Linked DNA regions of Homo sapiens: region 1 is linked to region 2. Evidence: chromatin loops called from intact Hi-C (ENCODE). Cell type or tissue: Caco-2. All regions are shown on one strand. Links, peaks and the distances in the headings refer to the core of each region. The heading gives the core; the rest is flanking DNA. Region 1 overlaps FRY (FRY microtubule binding protein). Region 2 overlaps FRY (FRY microtubule binding protein).

What was found. Peaks named below come from ENCODE experiments on the same cell type or tissue, not always from the same donor. Only the 100,000 strongest peaks of a DNase experiment are listed, where the experiment ranks them.
Region 1: it touches region 2 in a loop (6-fold over the local background); 5 of 110 quality-filtered maps call a loop at or near these places.

The regions. Positions count from the first base shown.
Region 1 is chr13:32,164,823-32,173,593 of GRCh38, reverse strand. It overlaps FRY (FRY microtubule binding protein), which reads right to left. Exons shown (of 61, transcript NM_023037.3): 18 at 2,324-2,582; 19 at 45-227. Among named protein-coding and RNA genes, the nearest start is that of FRY, 140 kb to the right of the region's middle. RefSeq lists an enhancer at 7,136-8,335. In Caco-2, for the core only: no CTCF peak of the experiment used is centred there; DNase peaks (open chromatin) are centred at 3,993, 4,473, 5,263 and 7,633.
Region 2 is chr13:32,220,624-32,229,394 of GRCh38, reverse strand. FRY (FRY microtubule binding protein) reads right to left here. Exons shown (of 61, transcript NM_023037.3): 37 at 5,010-5,160; 38 at 4,359-4,462; 39 at 3,421-3,606; 40 at 741-939. Among named protein-coding and RNA genes, the nearest start is that of ZAR1L, 90 kb to the left of the region's middle. In Caco-2, for the core only: a CTCF peak has its summit at 956 (motif pointing left); DNase peaks (open chromatin) are centred at 894 and 3,564.

The DNA of each region.
Region 1 (8,771 bases), core at 449-8,448, 56 kb after region 2:
AGTTGAAAGTAAGAAATGGAAAAATTCAGAAGACTAATCCATACCTCAGGCTGCCCCAGGGCAATAAACAACGCTCGAATTTCCTTGAGTATTAAAACGGACAGTTTGCGTGTGGCCACCTGGAAACTGCAGAGTAAAACCAGAGCAAAACCTTCTACAGCGTGGAGTACACTGCAGTGGGGACCTCGTTCCGACTGAATTCTGTGACTGGAGCCATTTGCGATGAGCTGTTATGCAATAAGAACAACATTCTGTATTCAGCGAAATAACAAAGGAAGAAGAATACACTCATGTTTTACATATTTTTTGCACATTTGACCTTGTAAATATTAAAATAAATGACCATGGTTTAGAACCAGACATGTCTATGAATTTATTATTATTCATGAAATATCCTAGATCCCCTTCTGTCTTTCAGATCAATTGCTGCTGCGGAATACCATCAACCATCTGTTACTTCTGATGAAAAATAACTCTTCAAAGGCTATTAATGTTGATAAAAACACAACTCCTTTCATGTATACCACTTGGTATTACACTGTATATACAATCAAAGTGGCCAAAGTTGTTATTTAAATTCTCCATAGACTTTTGGATACTATTGAATCGAATTTTCAAACATTTACTTTCTATTTCTCCTTGCTTACTTGTTTGTTAGATTCTAATCTAGGTTTTGCACAGCTCTGTGATGGATTCTGAAAGTTCCCAATCCCCAACCAAGTGAATCTAAAGTAAAAGCAAGCCAGTCAACAGGGAAGTTTCCACCTTCATTTTTGTTTTCCCCTTACAAGCATATATAACCCTTGCTTTTCTACCTATCGTGTTGGCATGTCTACAACACAGGGAAGGGAGAAGGAGCTGAATGTCATCTCTGGGGTTAGCCTCTAAGGAATCCCAGCTGTTCCCCAGATGCTACTATACTGCCATGAGCCTCCACAGTCTTTAGACTCTCAGTTACACTCTTCTCCAGCCAGACCCCTTTCTCCATCTGCTCATTGCCAATGCCAAGTTCCCACCACCCTGGTTCTCCTCTGACAACACTCCTCCTCAATGCGCTCTGCAAAATGTTATCACTACCTTAACCATTTAGGACTGAGACATGAAAGGATAAAGAAACCACAAGACTGCACTGTCCTCTCCGTGGATATTGAACAAAGCAGCCCATATGTTTCTGGCTAAAAATAACTAGTGGACAGCTGACTTTTATATACCTATATCCACATCCATATCCATATCAATATGTACATCCATATCTACATCCACACCTGCACCTAAACCCACATCCACATCAATATTCACATCCATATCCACATCTACATCCACATCAATATCCACATCTACATCCACAACCCTATCCACATCCCTATCACATCCACATTTACATCCAAATCCATATCTACATCCACACCCACACCCACATCCACGTCCACATCAATATCCACATCCACATCTATATCCACATCTACATCCACATCCATCACATCCATTTATATCCACATCCATATCCTATCTACATCCACACCCACACCTACATCCACATCCATATCCACATCTACATCCTTATCTATATCCACATCCATATCACATCCACATGTATATCCACATCCACATCCTATCTACATCCACATCCACACCCATATCCACATCCACATCTACATCTGCATCTACATCCACACCTACATCCACATCCACACCCACATCCAGCTCTAAGTCCCTGGCCTGTAGTCATTTGTTCTTACAAATAGATTTGCAATCATACTTCTCTGAAAAAACCAATTTCTATTCCCTAAATAGCCTTGTGAATGTTCACAAGTCTAACCTGATGTGGAATATCATGCTCTGAGTTTCTTGGTCACAATTTATGCCAGTGGAAGAACTAAGGCCCACCACCAGGGAGGAAGTTCTTAGGTGGCTGGAAGTAAGAATTCTAAAGGTTCTAGACTGCCACTCATTCACATATATGAATAAAAGAATATAAATTCAGCCGGGCATGGTGGCTCACACCTGTAATCCCACTACTCTGGGAGGCTGAGACGGGAGGATCACTTGAGGTTGGGAGTTCGAGACCAGCCTGGCCAAGACGGCAAAACCCCAATCTCTGCTAAAACTACAAAAATTAGCCAGGTGTGATGTTGTGCACCTGTAATCCCAGCTACTCGGGAGGCTGAGGCATGAAAATCACTTGAACCAGGAGGTGGAGGTTGCAGTGAGTCAAGATCGCGCCACTGCACTCCAGCCTGGGCAACAGAGTAAGACTGTCTCAAAAAAAAAAAAAAAAAAAAAAAAAAAGAATATAAATTCATGGGTAAGGTGTGAAAATCACCTCTGAATTTCTGATTTTGTTGGCTTGTTCATAGACTTTTCCTTGTGTCTGGATGACTAGTTTCCACTGGGTGAGCAGCTGCAGCAGCAACTTCAGGGACGAATCAAGGAGTGTGTGATGCATATCATTTACTTCCCGGAGCAGGAAGTTGGTAAAGCCAAATAGTACATCTTCCCTCCAATCTGAGAAGTCAACAAGTAAACCCTGAAGAGAATTTTGTGCAATATGTCGCAATTCATCATCCATATGAATAGAGAGCCTGTGAAACGAATAAAGGAAAATAAAATCATTTACTTTATTAACTGGTCTTCTAGAGCTAACAAGGATTAATAGATATTAATGTATATCTCTTCTACTTGAGTCTGAAAATGGGTCTCCCTTATTTTTTGCTTAGTAAATGACTTACATAAATACCTTTAAAAAACTTCTAATTTGGCCAGGCATGGTGGCTCACGCCTGTAATCCCAGCACTTTGGGAGGCTGAGGCAGGTGGATTGCCCGAGTTCAGGAGTTCGAGGACAGCTTGGCTAACACGGTGAAACCCCGTCTCTACTAAAAATACAAAAATTAGCCAGGTGTGGTGGCACATGCCTGTAGTCCCAGGTACTTGGGAGGCTGAGGTAGGAGAATGGCATGAACCTGGGAGGCTGAGGTTGCAGTGAGCCAAGATCGTGCCACTGCACTCTAGCCTGGGCAACAGAGTTAAACTCCATCTCAGAAAAACAAAACAAAACAAAACAAAACAAACTTCTAATTTTAGAATTACTGAAGTGCTGCAAAGATAATACAGAGTTTTCCGATATAGCGTTCTTCGGGCCTCCCCTAATGTTAACATCTTATATAACTACGGTACACTGATCAAAACTAAGAACTTAATATTGAGATGAAGCTATTAACTACTTTACTCAGATTTCACCGGTTTTCCAATGATGTCCTTTTTCTGTTTCAGAATGCAATCCAAGATACCACACTGCATTTAGCTGTACTGTATATGAACACTTTTTAATACATCACTGGCTACAGAATAATAAATTAGTATCGAATCCTATTCTTAAGGATGAGGAACCTGAGTACTGGAGAAGCTAAAGGACTCATCCAGAAGCTCAGTATAAATGAACAATCAGAGTCAGGCCTGTGGTCCTAAATCGGTTTTGCTCCTTGGGATATCTGGCAATGTCTGGACACATTTCTGGCTGTGCACCTTGGGGTGTGGTACAGGCATTTCTCTAGTGGGTAGAAGCTAGGGATGCTGCTCAACACCCCAGAATCCTAAGACACCCTACAGGACAGGTCCCTGTGACAAAGAATTTTCTGGCCCAAAATGTCAATAGTGCCAAGGTTGAGACATTTTGAGTAAGTTAACAGAATTCTAGTGTATCTGTGGTTTAATCTAGAACAACACAATAATATTAAATCTTGACATTGGTAGGATGGATTACTGCTAACATACTGCTTTACATATTCATTCATTTATTTAATAAGCAAAGGCTTTTAAGAGAGACCCTCCTAAGATTCAGTCATCACATGCCCTATGTACAGCACTTAGGATATGGAGTTCGGTGTGGCTGTGTCTATTGGGTGAGGTGCCTGCAAGAGTGAGGTGTGAGACAGTGCTGGAGAGGAAGCAGAGGCAGCTCAACTGAAGGGTCTTTGGGCCACTCAGGGAGACAACACAGCAGGGAAGGGATTCAGAGTGTGTACTCTGGAGTCAGAATGCCTGGATCAGGGTCTTGCCTCTGTCACTTATTAGCTACGTGACTTCAGGCTAGTCACTTAATCTCTAAGCCTCAGATTGGTAAAATGGGGATACTAACTGTAACTGCATTCCATAAACCTGTCGTGAGGGTCACTGAATGATCCATGTGCAATATTTAGCACTTCACAGAGCACAGAGTAAGCACTCAGTAACGTTAGCTATTATTAGAAGAAAATGAATTGTATCCTGAAAGTTATAGGGAAAGAAACATGATTAGATTCACGCTTGAGAAAAGAGAGTCAGGCAGGAATAGGGAGAATGTCTTGGAGAAGAAACAAGGCACAGACCATCTAAGAGGTCACTGCAATGACTTAAGCAACAAGTGGTGAGGGCCTGACCCAAAGCATAGAAGTGTGGTGGGGCAAGGGCAGACAGAGGCCAAAGATATTTAGAACTCAGTAGCCTGGAGGTGTTCAGTGGCGGAACATGGCAGAGTCAATGGGGGCTCCCATACCCAGGACAGATATTATCACCAACAAATACAAGACAACATTGTCGCCCAGAGTGGTTAAGGAATTTGCTCAAAGTTAACAAAGGGAAGAGCCAGGAATTCAATTTAGGACTTCTAATCTTTAATCCAAAATACTTCTCACAAAACAAGCCTGACACAAGTCACCCCAGTTATCACTCTCAGATAGTATTTCAAAAGTTTGATAAGATAAGCAAACTCTTGTCTTATTTTATAAAGCATAAAGTACACCAATTGGTCCAGTTTGACAATATAAATCAGGTAAAAAGCTCTTTAGTTCACAGATTTACACTGAGCCAGGGAATATATTTACTGTCTCAAAAGCATGTAAAGTTCTACACAGACACTGAGAAGGAAGATCTAAGCTAATTTTTCAGGGACGTCTTATACAATTAAATCTACAGTTCTTCAGTAGTTGCTGAAAGAAGAATGAGAAGGCTTTAACCTGGGCTTCCAATCTAGAATTGTCTAAAACAGAAGTTTTCAAACTTTCTTTATATTTCATTCAGCAGCATATCTATCTTTTTTTCCAACAAAAGTTTATATAGAGCTCTGTGGTGGTGAATTTTATGTGTCAACTTGGCTGGGCCTCAGTGCCCAGATATTTGACTGACATTATTCTGGATGTTTGTGGATGAGATTAACATTTAAATCAGTGGACTTTGAGGAAAGCAGTTTTCCCTCCCTCATGTGGGTGGGCCTCATTTGACCAGCTGCAGGACTGACTAGAACAAAAGATTGGACTCCCCTGAGCAAGAGAGAATTCAACAGCCTTTAGACTTCATCTGCAACACTGGTTCTTCCTGGTTCTACAGCAGACTGTGTTTGGATTCAAACTGGAAACTTGGCTCTTCTGAATCTCTAGCATGCCGGCCTTCAGACAAGAATGGCAGCACTGGCTCTCCTGCATCTCCAGCTTGCTGGCCCCCCATGAAGGTTTTGGACCTGCCAGTCTCCATAACTACATGAGCCAATTCCTTACAATAAATCTCTTTCTCTCTATATACATCTTATTGTTTCTGTTTCTCTCTGGAGAACTCTAATACAAACTGCAATATATAGATACATAAAGCCTGAGCCACTCTGGTTAAAGCTGGGGTAAAAGGCCTGAAGCCCACCCATCTGGGGAGAAAACACTCCTTCACTCGCCAAGCAGCTGAGTCATCTCTGCAGTCCATGGTTTGAAAACACTAGTTTATGAAAAGCACTTGAAGTCATTTCCCCATCTTATGTTTATTATTCTAATTTACTATATTTATACCTGTCTATGGACCTGAAGGTCTTAGAAAATAAGCTTCCACAGATAACAAGCCACCGTTTTTAGGACAGGTAATAGTTTAGTAACCAGGAATTGCAGACACTACATAAATGTTAACTGATAGTAATGACAGTGTTCATAATTTTGTGTCTCCCACAAAATTCATATGTTTAAGTCCTAACTCCCAGTACCTCAGAATGTGACCTTATTTGGAAATGAGGTCATTGCAGATGTAATTAGCTAAATTAAGGAGAGGTTGTGGGCCCCTAATCCAATATGACTGGTGTCCTTATAAGAAGGGCACTTTTGTAGACAGACAACACACGTGGATAATGCCATATGAAGATAAAGGCAGACATCAGGGTGATGCTTCTACAAGCCAAGGGATGCCAGAGTGCCAGCAAACTACCAGAAGCCATGTGAGAGGCTTGGAGCAGATTCTCTCTCATAGTCTTGAGCAGGACACAACCCTGCTGACACCTTGATCTTGGACCTCTAGCCTCCAGAAGTGTGAGAGAATAAATTTTTGGTGTTTAGGCCACTCATTTTGTGACACTTTGTTACAGCAGCCCTAGCAAACCAATATAATCATGAAACCAGACAAGCACCAAGGACGAAAGCCATGTCATGGTCTATTTTCATGAAGCCTTTAAGTAAGGGCCAATACTTTCAGCTTTCCAAATGAGATTGATTCTACTCGTCATCTAACTTTGCTCTCACGCACAATTTGCAATCTAGAATCTGTTTTAACTTCAAACCCACAATGCAGGATCATTTTCAGGACTCTTGGAGCCCCAGGGCAGTGTAGTCCTTGCTATTCTTGGTGGCCATGTCTCTTAAAATGACAGTGTTTACATGCTCTACCACTGAAAGGCTCAAAAATATTCCTGGAGGAAGAAGACCAGGGAGGGGAAAGGGCTTCTGGGATAGAAGGCTCAGCTGGTTATAAAAGTGGAATGTTTGTAGAAGAAAAAGGCCCAGCTGCCACAGAACTGAGACTGAATGGAAATCACCTATCAAGACGAGTCTGTGGGTAGTAGGTGAGGGGTAAGGGGAAGAAGCTGTGAAGAGGACAAAGCTCCCTCCCTGTGTCTGTCCCTCGAAGCATATAAGCAGAGGGCTGCCTGTCAGATACAGTTGCCATCTCTTCCACTCAGTTCTTCCTCATTTTTACTTTTGTTAGATTTTGACCAGATAATCAAGATCTTGTGAAACACATGGGATTTTACATTATAAAGCGGGAAAAAAATAGCTATCTAAAAGGGAAAGGAAGCCTTGGAGTTAAATGAGAAAGATGTCCAGCCATTCTGACTACTCAGGAAAGTAGCGTAGAGCTGGCCTACAGATTTACAAATCCTATTAGATCTCCTTCTCTAGCAAGGATGAGGGTGGGGGACAGCAGTTCCCCCAGCTGGGCCATCTTCATAGAGAAACTAGACCAGGAAAGAAAGAACAGGTCTCAGCTGCAAATTAAACAGACGCAGTTATAATTTTAAAAACTGTCCTTTGAGAGAGTTTGGTGGCAACAATTAAGAGGGAACAGAAAGACTTTAAGAGAAAGCAACTTGAGAAGATGTCTGGCTAGCTTGGGGAACTAAGGCTAAATTTCTGAAAAGCTGATTTGGCTCTCAGAAGCCTAAAATAAAAGAAACCAGTGTTGCCAATACCAGTTGCAGCTGCCCCTCCCAGGCAGCTGGGATCAGGAGCACTAAGCAGGCCTGGCATGATTCTCACTGCTCACGTCAGAAAGCGAATGCATAGCTGTATTCTGCACAGGCCACGTGTGCCACTGCCAATGGTCCTGGGCCCTGTCTGCGGTGATGGAGAACAAGTGAGTGGTGTGATCACAAGGGCACGTGCTGCTCAGACAAGGGTGCTACTGAACAAGTCAGGACATGTCATAAAATGAGGAAATAGAACTTGGACAAAGCTGCCTTCTTTGTTGGTCAGATCAGAAATATGACTTTTAATGGAAAACACTTGTGTAAGGTAAGCTTCAGATTCTGATGGAATCAGCTTAGTAGCTTTTAATAATGTTCTTGTACAGAGATACATGAAAGAAAAGGGGTGATTTCAAATTCACAAACCATATCCAGAAGAAAAGATAAATTAGGAGAAACATCCTCCTTTGAACTAGGCAAGATAAGCAAAAGCTTATTAGAAAGAAGTGCCCCACAATGTCAACAAGGGCCGTGGAGGAAGAAACACTGAAAGTGAAGCCCAGCAGACAAGGATTTCCAAAAGAAGGAGCTTGAGAGAGGTGGACTGTTCACCACCAGGGTAGTTCACCAGAAGGGGTGGAAATTTCTCCTTGGAGGCTATTAAAGAATGAACCCCCATCTATCTACAGTGGTTCGAACTATATCTCAATTAAAATACAGAAATATGACTAAGTGAATTATTGAGGCAATATATACAATTGAGACAAGTTCTCTTTCAGCTACTCCAAACAACTAACCACTTTCCACAACACAGGCATATGTGGAAAAGGGAAAGCAGAATAAATGTTTAATGATTTTTAGATACCCTAGAAGACTGTGGAATCTGTGTATGCATTATCTTAGAAGTTTCTACAAATAATAAGGAAACACCACATAAAACGTGTTTATTATTTTGCATAAAACCAATGACATTTGGAAAATTCTATAAATTTGGGCAATCAGATTTACCCTTCTGAAATTCAATGTCCTTATCTAAAAATAAGAATGAACATGTGCCCAGCTTACCTAACATAATGTATATGAAATGCATTGTATAGCACGGTGTATGTTCTTTGAATGTGAAGATATCTAAAAATAATAAACTAACATTTGCTGAGAGCTTTGAAAGAGGAGGGTGAATACTCAACAGCAAGCCCTTGGTGCATGCAAAGCACTGCAGGAAGTGACAAGGAAAGGAGCCTGTGGACTCCTAGTGAAAGCTCCCTCTTGTGGTCAAATGACAGAGCAGGAACTATCTAGGAGAG
Region 2 (8,771 bases), core at 444-8,443:
ATCACATGAGATATTAGATAACACATACACAGAGTAGATTTCCAGGACTTAACTCACTGAGAAAGGGGAGCATGCCACCCAGTCACAAGTAAGCATGTTTTACACAACTACCAGACCGCAGGGTGTTAGAAATCCTGAAGCCTTACAAGCTAAATGGTTAATAAGAAGAACCAGAAGACCTAACCAGTACCACTTGCAGTTTTTCTTGGTTTTGATTTATTAGTTTGATTCCTTTCCTATTATGCTTCCTATTGTTTCTGGTTTCTGACTGCCTTTTACAAATGACTCTTTGGACCAGATGAACAGACAATGGTCCCCTTGGCAGCTGCTTCTGGGTTGATCATGGCTAATATCCTTGATTTCCAGAGTGAAGTTCTCTGCCAAGTCTCAGAACTACTAACCCCTGGCAGCTCTGATAGATGGCTAAAGGCATGCTCACTGTGGGGCACTACCATCTCCTGCCTCCATCTGCTGCATCATCATTATCCACAAAATCCCCTTGCCCATCAACTGTCACATCAGTGGGATCCTAGAAACTGCTATTGATGTCTGCCTTTCACAAATTGTAATTCTCTGTATCTCAGTGTCTGTTCACACAGACTCCAGCAGTTGCAATTGAGAAGAGAAACAGGACTTTGTTAGAACCCCAGGATCACTTTTCCATCTGTGTGGTTTAAAGCGTTGGCAATTTTCCGAAAGACCAACCTGCAAACAGCAGCGGACTCCTAACCCCTTATTACCTGGTCGTGAGAAACTCAATGAGCTTGTTTGCCTTCTCATCTGTTTCAGCAGCTGTGTCCACATCTTCTACCTCCTGGGTCATCTGTGGGAGGTTTCCACTGCTGCCTCCCAGACTGATGCTAGAGGAGGTGGAGCTTGAACTAAGCCCTGAGTCAGGCACCGGGGATGACTGGTCCTCTCTCAGGAAGTCAAAGCCACCTGGTGGGAGAAGAAGGTCAAGGAGGGATGTACTAGGCAGTGTGCTTGTCAGCATGCTTAATGAGGTCCACAGAGGAGGGCAGGGAAGTGTGGAGTTATTTAAATTCTGGGGAGAAAATGGTTGCTTTCGGCTGTGGCTATGATTAAATGAGACTGACAGTTTTTCTTTGTTTAGGAAATCAGTTGCACTGCTGTGTAAATGAGTGTGTATTTGGGAATAGGAGGTGATCTGCTGCTTTCTACTCTGCTATTTTAGTTGATACTTTCTATAAAAGGAAGGTATGTATGCGTGTTTGTATGCATGCATGGACCAGGCAAACAACCAGTTCAACTGTAACAGTTCATCTACTAACTGTGCTCTTAATAAATTATTCCTGGGTATTAGTCTTCTTAAACATGTGAAACGGGCTGGGCGCGGTGGCTCACGCCTGTAATCCCAGCACTTTGGGAGGCTGAGGCGGGTGGATCACAAGGTCAGGAGATCGAGACCATCCTGGCTAGCATGGTGAAACCCTGTCTCTACCAAAAATACAAAAATTAGCCGAGCGTGGTGGTCGGCACCTGTAGTCCCAGCTACTCGGGAGGCTGAGGCAGGAGAATGGCGTGAACCCGGTGGGTGGAGTTTGCAGTGAGCTGAGATCGCGCCGCTGCGCTCCAGCCTGGGAGACAGAGTGAGACTCTGTCTCAAAAAAAAAAAAAAAAAACCATGTGAAATGATACCCTGTTTGAGGATACCAGTCACTTAATGGCTGGTTACTTTTACATAATATTTTTGAGTAAATGTGCCCAGAAGCTTTAGTATTATGTGTATATTGATATATTTTAATAGAATATGTTTTATGGTATTCAAAGAAATATGGCATAAGCAAATACTGTTTCTTCATTATATACTTGGTTGACATTCTATACCTCTGGGTAGGCTGTGGGTTTGAAAATGTATATATGCAACTATCCCTTTTCCCCTATTTAATAATCATAAAAAGTATGTAGTGCTGGTGTGTGTCTGATAGATATACTGAATTAGAAGTGAGGAGTCCTGGGTTTGAATAACATTTCTGCCACTTATAGTGTAGCCTCAGGGAATTTATGGAATTCTCTGTATCTCAGTGTTCTATTATAATAAAGTCAAGACAATAATTTCTGTCACACACATTTTTAGTGTGTATTTAAAGCAACTATAGTTGAAACTAGGTGCTTAATAAATATTTATAAAAAAAGAACATTTCCCATAATCTTTGTACACCTATTCCCTGTGTCCTGTAGAGCCAGTCACTTTAGCTATCTACTGTTTGTCTTGCCTATGAATATTGTATGCGTTTTTGGTAAATCTTCACTTTAAATCATTTATACCATATCAGTGGTATAATAAATGCAAAACTGATTACACAGAGATACCCAACTTATCAGATATTACAGTTTTCTCTGCCTAACATTTAAGAAAGTACATTCTTATCCTCAGGACTTAGAGCAGCTAGAACTCTTCAGTTTAAACATCTACAGCAAAGGGAGTTTTGTGTTTCTAAGAGGCTATTGATAGGTTATTTTCAATTAAGTGTAGCTTGGTTCAAAGTGAAGTGCTTAAATTGAGGTCAGTAGGCCTTAGGTCTTAGAGATAATGATGATTTCATATTTGTTTTCCAAACAACTATGTTAACATCTGTTAGAAGCCAATACAGTGGTGGGTACAAGTGATAAATAAAAGGTGCACCCTTTTCACAGTAATGCAGAAAGCACACAGTGACATGTGAAATGTCGCACCACAGCTGGCGCCAATGCAATGTGTAAAATGAATAGGTAAAAAAAAAATTAGTCCCTGAACTCTGTTAGTTGGTAATCTTCATCATCATTTTAAGATATTTTAAACGTTCTGGTTCTAAATGAAAACCACTATTACCCGTTTTCATGAATGGCGTGACATGGCAGAGTAATTTCTTTGTCTCAGTTAATGCCATCTGTTCCTATTTCTAAGAATTTTTTTTGGTTTCAAAACAGCAATGGCTTTTAACAGGCTCCCACTAATGGTGTCTTCAAGGAAAAGGTCAATCATTCAAAAGTGAAAATTCCTTCATGGGCACTAGAAGGCACACAAGTGATACATCCGGCACCTTGGCTGTGACCTGCTCTCAGGCAGTAGCAAGGGTCACTATTTTGTGTGTTCTCATCCTTCGGTGTTCTAGACTGCTGCTCCTGGCCAATGGGCACTTACATTTCCAATGCATCAGGAGGAACATATTCAATGGGGCAGCAATCATATATATAACCAGGAAAAATATATTTCAAATATTCAATAATAAAGAAAGCTTTTGAGAGGCAAGTTCACATCAAGTGAAATGGTGTGTATTTATTGTACTGTTGATTTACCACGTGGAAAGTTGGAGGTCATAGCATGAGAGAAGTTAACTTGGGCTCCACTGGCACCCGCAGTTAGTTATCTCTGCATTTGTAACTGTCCTAGGCTCTCTACCAGTCCTTCTCTGTTACCTGTATAGAGATATTCAGGTTGGTAGGCTGGCTGCACGGTTAGAGTCTTAGCTTCACCCATCTCTCGGGTCTGCAGGAGCACGGAAGCAATGGAATGGAAATTGCTGTTGCAAGAGAGGGCAATCAAGAGGTGAAGAAGCAGTTTTTTGCTGTGTTCAAAGACTTCAGGCCGGTAGTGGTCTAAACCTGGAACAAAACAGTAGAATCTAAGTATAAACAAACGTTAAGCTCGTTTAGATTCCAGGGATAGTAAAGATTCCAGGATACTCAGGAGGAACATGTTAAAAGAATGTTTAGTTTTCTTTGTTATTGTTTGGGTTACCAACATACAGGAGTTGGGCTTAGGAAAAATAAAATGCTTTATTTCTTAAGTAAAATGTTCTCATAAAATGCTGATAGATGAACTTTTCTTGACCTCTCTGTAGCATTTGATGTGGTTAGCATTCCTTCTTCTTGAGATGTTCTCCTCCTTGGATATCCCTGTTACTGAAAGATTCTAATTTTATTAGTCTCTTTCTTACTGAATTTCTGAGTTTCCCTGGCTGGTTCCCCTTCCCATTTTTGCTCTACAAAGCTCAGGGCTTGGCCCACTCCGTCCTATATCCTTTCTTTTTATACGCTGACTATGCCTCATAGCTTAAAATTTACCATTTCAGCCGAAGACTCTCAAAAAGGCCCAACTTATTTTGGATATATTTGTAGATGTGGCACTAGTGAGAAACCACTGTATTTACATGGTAGAAATAGAGCAATTTCAAACAGTGACCAAGTAGCTGACATTTCAGAGCAGATGTCACAAAAGGGCAATGAAAAATGGTGGAGATAGAATATTCCCGAAATGAGTCAAACAGGATGTCAATGTGAAAGGAAATCTCTACGGATTACTTCTGTATATTTTTAACCCGATTGGCTAGAATGCCTTTTAGATCCAGTCTTACCTAAGAAGACAGCATGAAGTAATAATGGTAGATGAAGCGCCCAGTCTTCTCGTACACTGTGATCCACCACCATTTCAGTCATAAAAATTACAGCAATATTGCACCTAATCAATGAAATAATGAAATTAATGCAACTTCTGAAGGGGATGGAAATACTAGTAGATCATTAAGTTACAGTACAATATAACTCTTAAGTGTTTTTAAAACATTATATAAGGCTCTTATTCGGGGGAAATAGAGTTTAACTTGTAACACAGCATAGAGCTCCACAACAATAAGAAACATTGGTTGAGCTAATCACATAAAGGAGAGTCTACTAGCCACTAGGCAATAAGAGCTAAGGGATGAAGAGAAATCAAAGACAAGGTCCCTCTCATCAAGTTGCTTACAGTCTAAAAAGCATCACAGAATGCATGCCCATATCCAGATTACATCAAGGAGAAATTCAAAGGTCACAGGCAGCTTTGAATGTTGATTAACATTTGACCAAACTCTGCTAATATGCTGGAAGCTGACAGTCAAATCAGGCAGGATCCCACTGATTGATAAGATAATTTAATGTGGTGGGACCTGGACTAGGTTTTTCTCTTGTCATAGGTAGAAAAGTCCAGTCAAAGCTAAGATTTCCTTCTCCCCACACATGCTGCTCACCTGTGGAGTGGCCCCCGGGGAGTGATGGTCTCCGGGAGATAGTCAACCAGGGGGGCCCAGCATCCTCCAGTACAAGGCATCGGTAAGGGCTGCGGCTGCTTGGTCTCTGTAATAGTCAGCAACCAGCCCGTGTAGGGAGAAATTGGATCATCTGGAGGGTGAGAAAGACAACTGTGCTTTATTTTCAGGGAGAGGAGACTTGTTTTCTCTACTTGATGTTTTCAGAATAAATTTTAAAAATGTATGCTTGTAAAAATAACTTTATTTTTCATTTTTAAATTTTTTTTAGGGACAGGGTCTCGCTGGCACCCAGGCTGGAGTGCATTGGATTGATCAAAACTCACTGCAGGGCTGGTTACAGTGGCTCATGCCTGTAATCCCAGCACTTTGGGAGGCTGAGGTGGGTGGATCACCTGAGGTCAGGAGTTCAAAACCAGCCTGGCCAACATGGCAAAACCCCACCTCTACTAAAAATACACACACACACAAAATAGCCAGGCATGATGGCACGTGCCTGTAATCCCAGCTACTTGGGAGGATGAGGCAGGAGAATCGCTTGAATCTGGGAGGTGGAGGCTGCAGTGGACCGAGATCATGCCACTGCACTCCAGTCTGGGCGACAGAGTGAGACTCTGTTTGAAAAACAAAAACAAGTCACTGCAGCTTCAAATTCTGGGGCTCAAGAGATCCTCCTGTCTTAGCCTCCCAAGTAGCTAGGACTATAGGCATGTGCCACCACAGCTGGCTAATTAAAAAATTATTATTATTATTTTAAATAGATGGGGTCTCAACATGTTGTTCATGCTGGTCTCGAACTCCTGGACTCAAGTGATCCTCCCACCTTGGCCTCCCAAAGTTTTGGGATTACAGGTGTGAGTGCCTGGCCAGAAATAACTTTCTAATGATTTCATTTGGTGAGTATGAATTACATGATCAAATGGGTGAGAATTACTTGTTTGGGTAACTACTTGCATAGTTATTACTTGGTAACTAATTTATAATTATTCATTATAAAGCAAAGCAGAATACAGATATACGAAAAGAAAAACATTAAATCGTGTTGAATTCCCATCTCTATGAAAATTTGCTTTTCCTCCAGTCTTCCTCATCTCAATAAAGCACAGTTTGGCCTGGTCGCGGTAGCTCACCCCTGTAATCCTAGCACTTTGGAAGGCCAAGGCGGGTAGATCACTTGAGGTCAGGAGTTCGAGACCAGCCTGGCCAATATGGTGAAACCCCATCTCTACTAAAAATACAAAAAATTAGCTAGGGGTGGTGGTACACGCCTGTAATAATCCCAGCTACACAGGAGGCTGAGGCAGGATAATCGTTTGAACCCAGGATGTGGAGGTTGCAGTGAGCCGAGATCATGCCACTGCACTCCAGCCTGGCTGACAGAGCAAGACTCTGTCTCAAAAAAAAAGCACAATTTCATATTTCCAGTTTGCTCAGGACAAGAGACTTAAAGTCATCCCCGACTTTCCCCTCATATCCCATACCCAAATAATAATCACAGTGATGATGACGATAACAACAATAATAAAAATCATAACATTAGGAACTAGCACAGAGGGCTTACTTGATGCCAGGCACTGGCCTATGCATTTCACATATTAATGGCCCAATGATAGGTATCTATTTTATCCCCATTTTGTAGAGAAGAAAGTGAGGTTCAGTAACTTGTCATCCACATATTCAGAGAGCTCTGCCCTCAAAACATCTCCAGAATCTGAGCACTGTTCTCCATCTTCACCACTACTTCTAGACTAAGCCACCATCCTCTCTTGCATGGGCCACTGCAATGGCCTCCTTAACTGTCTCACTGCTTCCATCCTTGTCCTGCAGTCTTCCTCATCTCAATAAAGCACAGTTTTGGCTGGTCGCGGTAGCTCACCTCTGTAATCCCAGCACTTTGGGAGGCCATGGCGGGTAGATCACTTGAGGTCTGTGTTCCACAGAGCAGACAGACCAATTCTTGTAAAACAAGTTCAGTAGTGTCTCTTTCTCTGCTCAACACCCTCCAGCGGCTCTCCACAAATCCACACCCGTGGCCTTTAAGGCCTTACAAGGTCTTCCCCCTCCATGTTCCTCTCCTGGCTTATCTCCTACCAGCGCACCCTTGCTCACCCCACTCCTAGCTTCCTTGCTGTTCTGTGATCAGGCTGGGCCCCATACAGCCTCAGGGCCCTTGTATCTGCTGCTCCCTATGGCTAGGATGCTCATCTGCAGACAGTTGCATGGCTCACTTCTTTGCTTCATTCAAGTCTCTGCCCTAATATCACCTTATTACAGCAGCTTTCCTTGACTACTCTATGTAAATTGACCCCCAACCCCAATCACTTTCTACCCTGCTCGCTCTGCTTTAGTCCCTCCCCCTCCACCCATGGATCACCAATTCACCAGCACCACCTCCCTCCCCAACTCTAATGTAAGCTCCAGGAGAGTGGGGACTTCTTCTGTTCTGTTCATTGTTTTCTCCCTACTACCTACAATGGTGCCTGGCACATGGTAAAGCATCAATAAATATTTGTTGAATGAATGAACGTCACAATATTATCTTTAAAGTAAGTACAGGCCAGGCGCAGTGGCTCATGCCTGTAATCCCAGCATTTTGGAAGGCCCAGGCGGGTGGATCACTTGAAGGCAGGAGTTCAAGACCAGTGTGGCCAGCATGGTGAAACCCTGTCTCTACTAAAAATACAAAAATTAGCTAGGTGTGGTGGCACACACCTGTAGTCCTAGCTACTAGGGTGGCTGACGCAGCAGAATTGCTTGCACCCCAGAGGTAGAGGCTGCAGTGAGCCAAGATCGTGACATTGCACTATAGCCTGGGCTATGGGTGAGACCCTGTCTCAAAAACAATAATAAAAATAAAATAAAATAAGTACAGCAACACTTTCCATGTTTATTTCTTATCATGCTCCCAAAGCAGGCCAGCAGCATTTAAGAAGAGCAATACAGGTGGGCACAGGATTTAACCCAGGTATTTGGCTGCAGACCAGCTGGTTTATTCTTGGGATCAGTTTATGTATTAAGAGGAAGAACATACTATGTCGTCTTTAGGCAATTTTATAATAACATAATTTTTCTTTCCTTCACTTCTGCAAGGTAGTGTGAAGTCATTGGTTTGATGCTGCTGGTCCAGTGTAGAATGCTGGCCTTAACATTTACAGAGCTGGTGGAGGGGTGTCTTCCTGTTGTGACAACTGAGGCTCTGAAGGAGGACAGGCATCAGAAAACCAGAACCAAGAACATCCCACTTTTCATGGGATGTGGCTAAGAGGGTTTCAGTGGAAAAGGTCAGGACTTCCCTCAGGAAGAGTGACTACTGGCTTTTTCTAATACACTGACAAGTGAGCAGCCAGAACCCTATAATTCTATGCCATGAAGCTTGGCCACAACAATTTTAGCCTGGAAAAAATTTAAAGCAGATGCACTAGTAACTCATCTCAGTTCTAACTCTCAGCAAATTACCTACAAGTAACTTACTTGCAACAAATTAACTTCTCAGATAATCATCCAGGATAAGTCAGTTGCCAAATGTACTGCTAGGTAACTAGCTACTCTTCAATAAAACTTGAAAGGGAAACAAAAAGGGAGAATATTGAAGAATTAAAAAGTAAATTGTGAGATTTCTGTTAGGAAGGGATATGTTATTCTTTGTTTCAGTGATGTTTTCAGATATATATCCAATCAGCCAAAATGTGCTGAGAGGAATTAAGGTGGCCTAAACTTAAATTTTTCTGTCCTCAAACTTTGGGT